Linked DNA regions of Homo sapiens: region 2 is linked to region 1. The links are chromatin contacts, found by Hi-C or POLR2A ChIA-PET in ENCODE. All regions are on one chromosome and are shown on one strand. The core of a region is the stretch at or near the end of the contact, and the rest is flanking DNA. Distances in the headings are between cores, read along the strand shown. Region 1 overlaps CAMTA1 (calmodulin binding transcription activator 1). Region 2 overlaps CAMTA1 (calmodulin binding transcription activator 1).

Region 1 (3,145 bases), core at 283-2,782:
GCACAGGTCTCACCATGGAACTGCTGAGTGAAAACCTAGGCACTCCATGGCAATTCCAACACAGTCCTGTGCATTCTGTCTTCTTTTATCTTATGAAGCCAAAGAACTCATGGATATGAATTGATGACTTCACAGAAATGCTGGCACTGTGAAGCCATCTAAAATCCATCCCAGAAGCCATAAAGGTAACTCTACTCCAAGAAGGGAAAAAAACTGGGATCTCTCCAAATCATGGCACTTTTAAATAGGAAGGAACCTCGGAGAACATTCTGGCCCACCTCTCTTCCACTCTCTTAGCCTTTCCACTCCATAGATGAAGAAGCCAACAGCCAGAGGGTCTAAGGGACATATCCAGCATCACTCAGCATAAAGCAAAGTTACCTGTCCAGAACCTCCCCCACTGCCTTCCAGACCCCTGCTACGATCCCATCAGTGGCTTCTCATGACACTTAGAACAGAATCCAAGATCTATACCACAGCTGATCCTGCTGTGCCACCTGGGTCCTGGCCCCTCCACCGCGCCCCCTCCTTGTCCACTGCTCTCCAGGCCCACAGATCCCTTTCTGGCAGTAGAGCAACCAAGGTCCTTCCAGCCTTAGGGCATCCACTGTCCTGTCCCCAAGAAAGCCCTGCCCAGCTCTTTGCAGCAATGGCCTTTCCTCCCTTAGTCACAGGCCAAATGTTCCTGCCTCCTCCGTCACCAAGGGCCAGTGCCTGGCCACTACTTGTCATCTAGGCATATGCATTGCACACTGTCCTCTAGTCCTTCTCTCAGGGCTCCTAAGGGACTTCTTGCACTCCTCTGTCCTGTCTGTTTCTTCCCCGCTCCCACAAGTTGGGAGCTTCGAGAGGGTGAAGAACCTATCTGTTTTGTGCATTACTGTATCCCCAGTGCCTAGCAAAGTGTGGCACATCGTGGACTTATGTTTCTTCAATAAATGGATGCAGGGAAGAATTAAATTATTAACCATCAACTGATAAATGGCAGACATCCCTTTGTCTCTAACTCCCAAGTCTTATGAGGGAAAGGGCTCTGGGGTCCCAGGCCGTCCCTGTGGTGGACCCACAGTGGCGCTCCCAGCCAGAAGTCCTGCTAGTATCAGATCACACTCTGAACACACCGGTGTCCAAAGTCCAGGCACCCTGGCACATGGCCAGGCCTAGGTCTGGCCGCAACTGAACCATGTTCCTTGTTCCCTCCTCTGCCAAGCACGCCCCCGCTCTGCAGACCTGCCTCGGGGCAGGCTTGTTCTCTTGCCAATCTACTGGATCTGCATAAGCAATGAAGGCAAATTTAGGCTTCACCAGTTTCCACTTTGAAACAACCTGGGAGCTGGGCTCCTCCATCCACCAGCAGAGACTTTAATATTTAAGCTAGAAGCAACAGCCAAGTACTGTCAAGGGAAGAGAGCTCCACTTTCTTACACTATGTTGTTCTCCCAGGTGCCTTTCAAGTCTCCAAGCAAACCATCAAACAAGCCCTACCCTTGTCACTGAGCCGTATCCTGTTTCTCATTATGAGTCAGAGCCTGACGCAGGACCAGTGGAAGAATCAGAGTCTTGGTAATGGGTGTGATTAAGAGTAATCTAGGTCTCCAGCCTCTCTGTTAGTCTAGGGCAGGCCCAGGGCTGTCCAGTGGAAATATAATAAAGCCATGTTTAAACTTTGCTAGTAGCAACAGTAGAGAAGTAAAATGGAAACAGGAAAAATGAATTTTAATAATATATTTTATCTATTATTTCAACATGTAATCCACAAAAATATTAATGGGTTATTTAAAGTGGCTTCTTTTTGGCCAGGTGCAGTGGCTCACACCTGTAATCCCAGCACTTTAGGAGGCCAAGGTGGGCAGATCACTTGAGGTCAGGAGTTCGAGACCAGCCTGGCCAACATGGCGAAACCCTGTCTTTACTAAAAATACAAAAATTAGCCAGGCATAGTGGCAGGTGCCTGTAATCCCAGTTACTTAAGAGGCTGAGGCAGGAGAATCACTTGAACCCGGGAAGCAGAGGTTGCAGTGAGCTGAGATAGTGCTACTACATTCTAACCTCGGAGACAGAGTGAGATGAGACTCTGTCTCAAATAAAAAAAAAAATTAAAAAGCTAAAATAATAAAAAGTGGCTTCTTTTCATGCTAGGTCTTTGAAAAGCTGTGTGGGTCTCACACTCATGGCACTTGGATGAGCCACATTTCCAGGACTCACCACCACATGTGGCTCATGGCTGCTGGCTGGGACAGCGCAGGAACAGTTCACCTGCTCAGGAGCTGACCCTGAGTGGGTGGCACTGGCACATCTAACTCGAGGCTGCCTGAGAAGTTCTGCAGCAGAAAAGACAAGCACGAGGCCAGAAAAACCCGGCTCCCTGGCCCCTGAGGCTCCCTCCCCACCCCTGCAGGCCCTGGTGTCAGCCAAGGAAGCCGCGACTGCTACTCAGAGCATTCTCTTGCTGCTTGGATTAATTCACTTGTATTTATTTGGCTTTTTATAAACAAAAGTCAAACTTAAGGCATTCTATTCATCAAAAGGAAAGGGCAGTACTCCTAAGGGGATCTGTCAAACAGATGCTCTTTCTGTAAATAAATAAAAAGGTGGCCGTGCAGGAAAGGAAAATTACACTGAACTGAAGTCTGCGATATTTTTTCCCCTTTCAGATCCATAAGCCAAAATATTGCTAAGTCTTTTTATAAACAAAGATAATGAGTTGTATAATTTATGTAAATTAACTAACGCTGCCGCATTTTCTAGAAGTAACATAAACTGCATTATTTATTTGATGTGCTTTTTGGAGTAAAAATAATTATAATTGGATATTATACCTAACAGGTTTCTCCTATTGTTTTCTTATTAGTGTTTGTGGTTTTGAATACAAAACACAGAATCACCGAGTGCTCTACACACGTGGCTTTCCTTTTGCACACATGAAAGCAGGGATGATCTTTTTAAAAGACAAGAGTCTGACCAAGGTCCTTGACCACAACTCCTGCGCCAGAAGGAAACTGCATGTGCCAGGTATCACAGGCATGGCTTCCATCGGCAGGCACTTGTTCTCTTCCATTGTGTGTGGTACTTGTTGATCAGCAGCCTTTGTAGAATACAACTGACTTCACTTCCACAACACAAAGTAGGATCCGTGGCACCAGCA
Region 2 (3,145 bases), core at 283-2,782, 33 kb before region 1:
TTTTTTTTTGAGACAGAGTTTTGCTCTTTGTTGTCCAGGCTGGAGTGCAGTGGCACCATCTTGGCTCACTGCAACCTCTGCCTCCCGGGTTCAAGTGATTCTCCTACCTCAGCCTCCCGAATAGCTGGGGTTACAGATGCCTACCACCAGGCCTGACTAATTTTTGTATTTTTAGTAGAGACGGGGTTTCACCATGTTGGCCAGGCTGGTCTCGAACTCCTGACCTCAGGTGATCCGCCTGCCTTGGCCTCCCAAAGTATGGGGATTACAGGCGTGAGCCACTGCGCCTGGCCTCTATACAATTTTCTAAACAATTCATGGAGTTAAAAACATTGATGCTGGATGTGATGCAGTAAATGTGGAAGTGATCTGCTGCACCAGGAATGAGCCTGGAAGGGAGGACCAGAGTGGGGACCAGGGTGATTCTGTGCCAGGGTCTAGGGGAGACCCTTGGAGGAAGGAAAATCATGTTTTCTGAGTGAGTCCCTCTAATGCAGCTGTTTTCAGAAGGGCATTTGTGACTCATCGGACATTCAATCTGGTGCTTTATTGCGAAGGGAATTTTTTTTTAAGAATGCTATCTCAAATTCAAATTATACAGAAGCTGCTTGATTCTAAAATAAACAGACAGCAAGCAATTTTCTGACTTTATTCTAAATGATAATTACTTAAGGTACAGGGAGCAGTTGTTCTGGATCTTAAAGGAATCAGACCACAGTCAGGGTTGCTAGGAAGTCAATGACACTTAAGCTTTCGGGGCACCTCTGGTTGCACGGGCCCCTTCTAAGACTCTAGGTCTCATTTTGTGTTCCTTATTTTGTATTGCTTATTCTTACACAAGGTCCTATAAAACTGAGATCTGCCCTGATCAGAAGTCAACTTACATTTCAAAGCAAAATGACACAAACCAAAGAGAGGGGCTAGAAATCCTGTCTCAGTGAGGGGTTGGAACACCTCCTTGTACCCTCTCACCCACAGTCCCTGCTTGTACAGGGCACTGATTGGGCGTGTGTCTCTGTGTGGGGTTGGGGCATTGCTGCCTGAATGTGGCCAGGGAGGAGATGGAAGTGGAGGCTTAATCGGAAGGTTCCAGGAGCCTGAGACACAAGGGCCAGCGTCTGACTCCGGGGAGCCGCTGGCTCATTGCGAGGTTGGAAGCTCTCCGAGTCTGAGTCATGCAGCAGCAGGAGGCAAATTGCCCAGACTATAAACAAGTGGGAGAATTCCAGAGAAAGCCTGGATTACTGGGGTGGTCTGTACCTCCCACCCCCTGCTTAGTTCATATTGAGTCACATACAGCATTACATTAAGGGGGAGAAACTGCTGACAGCACTGGCTTCAGAGTCAAAGGCGAAGCTCTTGCTCAGAGGCTCAGATGATTTCAACAACATTTTTAGATGTACAAAGTATGTTTCATATAAAGAAATCAAGTCATTGTTTCATATACGATTTTATTATGAAGAAGTAATATCTGCTTAATAAAGAATCCATGAAAACGAAGGAAGCACTAGGCAGGGAATCAGGTCTCCCCACCTCCAGCACATATTTTAAAACAGAATTTTCAGAGACTTTGAATTTTCAGGAAGCAGACCTAGAGAGGGGAAGGTACTTGCTTAAGGTCACACAGCAAGTCAGTGGAGAGGCAAGATGCAAACTCAGGACATCTGACTTCATCATCTTGGCCCCTTAGTCAAAGCAAATAGCCTCCTTAGCTCATTGCTACAAAAGGAAACAGTTGAGTCCAAAACCCTTGGGTCTGGTCGGCAAGGGAAGAGAGAGGAAGGAAGGGTGAAATGTTGGCTGCTCGGGACTGTTCTGTCTTAAACATTTTGGTGATTCTCTTCTGAGCCCATTAGGGACTGACTCACCCACGTGTCTGAAATGGTCCCTGAGTGCGTTCCTGGGGCCCTGGATAAGGAACTGGGAGAGCTTCAGAACCTAACACAATGCCTGGCATTTGCTTAATAAAAGTTTGCTGGATAAACAATTTGGTAAATATATATTACAAAATGTATTGATAAATACCTAATTCCCCCAGAGAGAAGTGGTAAAATTCTAATATACAAGAGACCTTGGTAACCTGGGGCCCTTTAGAAACAAAAATCTAGAATTTCCCCTGTAGCAAATGACCGGAATTCCGCCCCTGTAGATGGTGGAAATGTACTTGTGTAGACAGTCCCAGAAGAGAGGGCTGCATGTGGCAGGTCAGGCAGTATTAAGGGTCCCGTTTCTATTCATGGCTCATGGCCAAGAAAAAGATACTCACTGGCCCTCAGAGTAGAAATACATTCCTGGGGACCCCAGGGGATCCACAGGAACTTGTCAGTGACTTTCATAGAGAGGAAAAGACCTGCGGGGTGGGGGGTGGATCATGCATCTCTGGAGAAGGCTAAAATGACAATGCAGCCCCTACTGTTATACCCAGGGATTCCTGATTTGTTTCTCTGATGCTAATCCTACACCCCGCACAGGAAGGCCACCCTCGTACTCAGCCCTGTAGCTTGCCATCCAAAGGCTTCCCATTGAGTCTTCCTTGAGAATCCTTCCCTGGGAGTCCTCTACAGACAGATACCAGCCTAAAAAGGCAACTGAAAAGAATTTACATGGTCTTTGTTCATTTCAGATTATAAATTGTTTGACTCAATTTTATTTCAACTGAAAGGACTACAAACATATATAGAACTGCCGCTGACAAGGGTGATGAGCTGGTATAGGGAATGGGAAGGAATGGTAAACATTAAACCAAATAGATATTGATTCCTGCCACAATGAAGTGACTAGGATTGGATTTGCCCTCCTGCTGTAAACAATCATGAAACTAGACAAAAATATCTGAGGCTACTCTTTGTAGGGATTGTACAACAGGCAGTTCAGGACTGTGGTTCTGCCAGAAAAAAAACACACAAGATAAGCCCCATGTTTGCCCAGCCTTTTGGCCCATTATGCAGGACGATGGGGCACAGCAGCCTAGATTATAGGAGAAGGCAAAAATCAAGAGTTTGGGGCTGCTAAAGCAGCTAGAACTTACAGGTCTGGGCTCTGGAGAGAAGAATCTTGTGCAGAAAGTAGGCCCTAGAAGTCTGCCTGGAGGTACCCTGTGAGTACTTGGTTGAGGGCAGAACTGCCCACATGCAGGGCAAAACTC

Evidence for each region. Hi-C counts contacts between places; a loop is a spot of excess contacts on that map. ChIA-PET counts read pairs that join two places held with the same protein, here RNA polymerase II (POLR2A). Pooled maps may share reads with other maps.
Region 2: a map of HCT116 shows a loop between it and region 1 (3-fold over the local background). The contact joins two enhancer-like sites. A Hi-C loop is called at or near these places in 1 of 168 maps with a recorded cell type or tissue (HCT116) and 2 of 50 pooled maps. POLR2A ChIA-PET finds 5 or more read pairs at or near these places in 4 of 52 experiments (A673, AG04449, AG04450 and 1 more).

What each region holds. Positions count from the first base shown.
Region 1 is chr1:7,264,263-7,267,407 of GRCh38, reverse strand. All of the region lies in intron 5 of CAMTA1 (calmodulin binding transcription activator 1), which reads right to left. Among named protein-coding and RNA genes, the nearest start is that of CAMTA1-IT1, 99 kb to the left of the region's middle. Within about 2 kb of position 1,532, at least 9 of the 41 ENCODE cell types and tissues checked have a DNase peak (open chromatin) inside an H3K27ac peak, as active enhancers do; they include HCT116, where a contact is called at or near this core.
Region 2 is chr1:7,297,543-7,300,687 of GRCh38, reverse strand. All of the region lies in intron 5 of CAMTA1 (calmodulin binding transcription activator 1), which reads right to left. Among named protein-coding and RNA genes, the nearest start is that of CAMTA1-IT1, 65 kb to the left of the region's middle. Within about 2 kb of position 1,532, at least 14 of the 41 ENCODE cell types and tissues checked have a DNase peak (open chromatin) inside an H3K27ac peak, as active enhancers do; they include HCT116, where a contact is called at or near this core.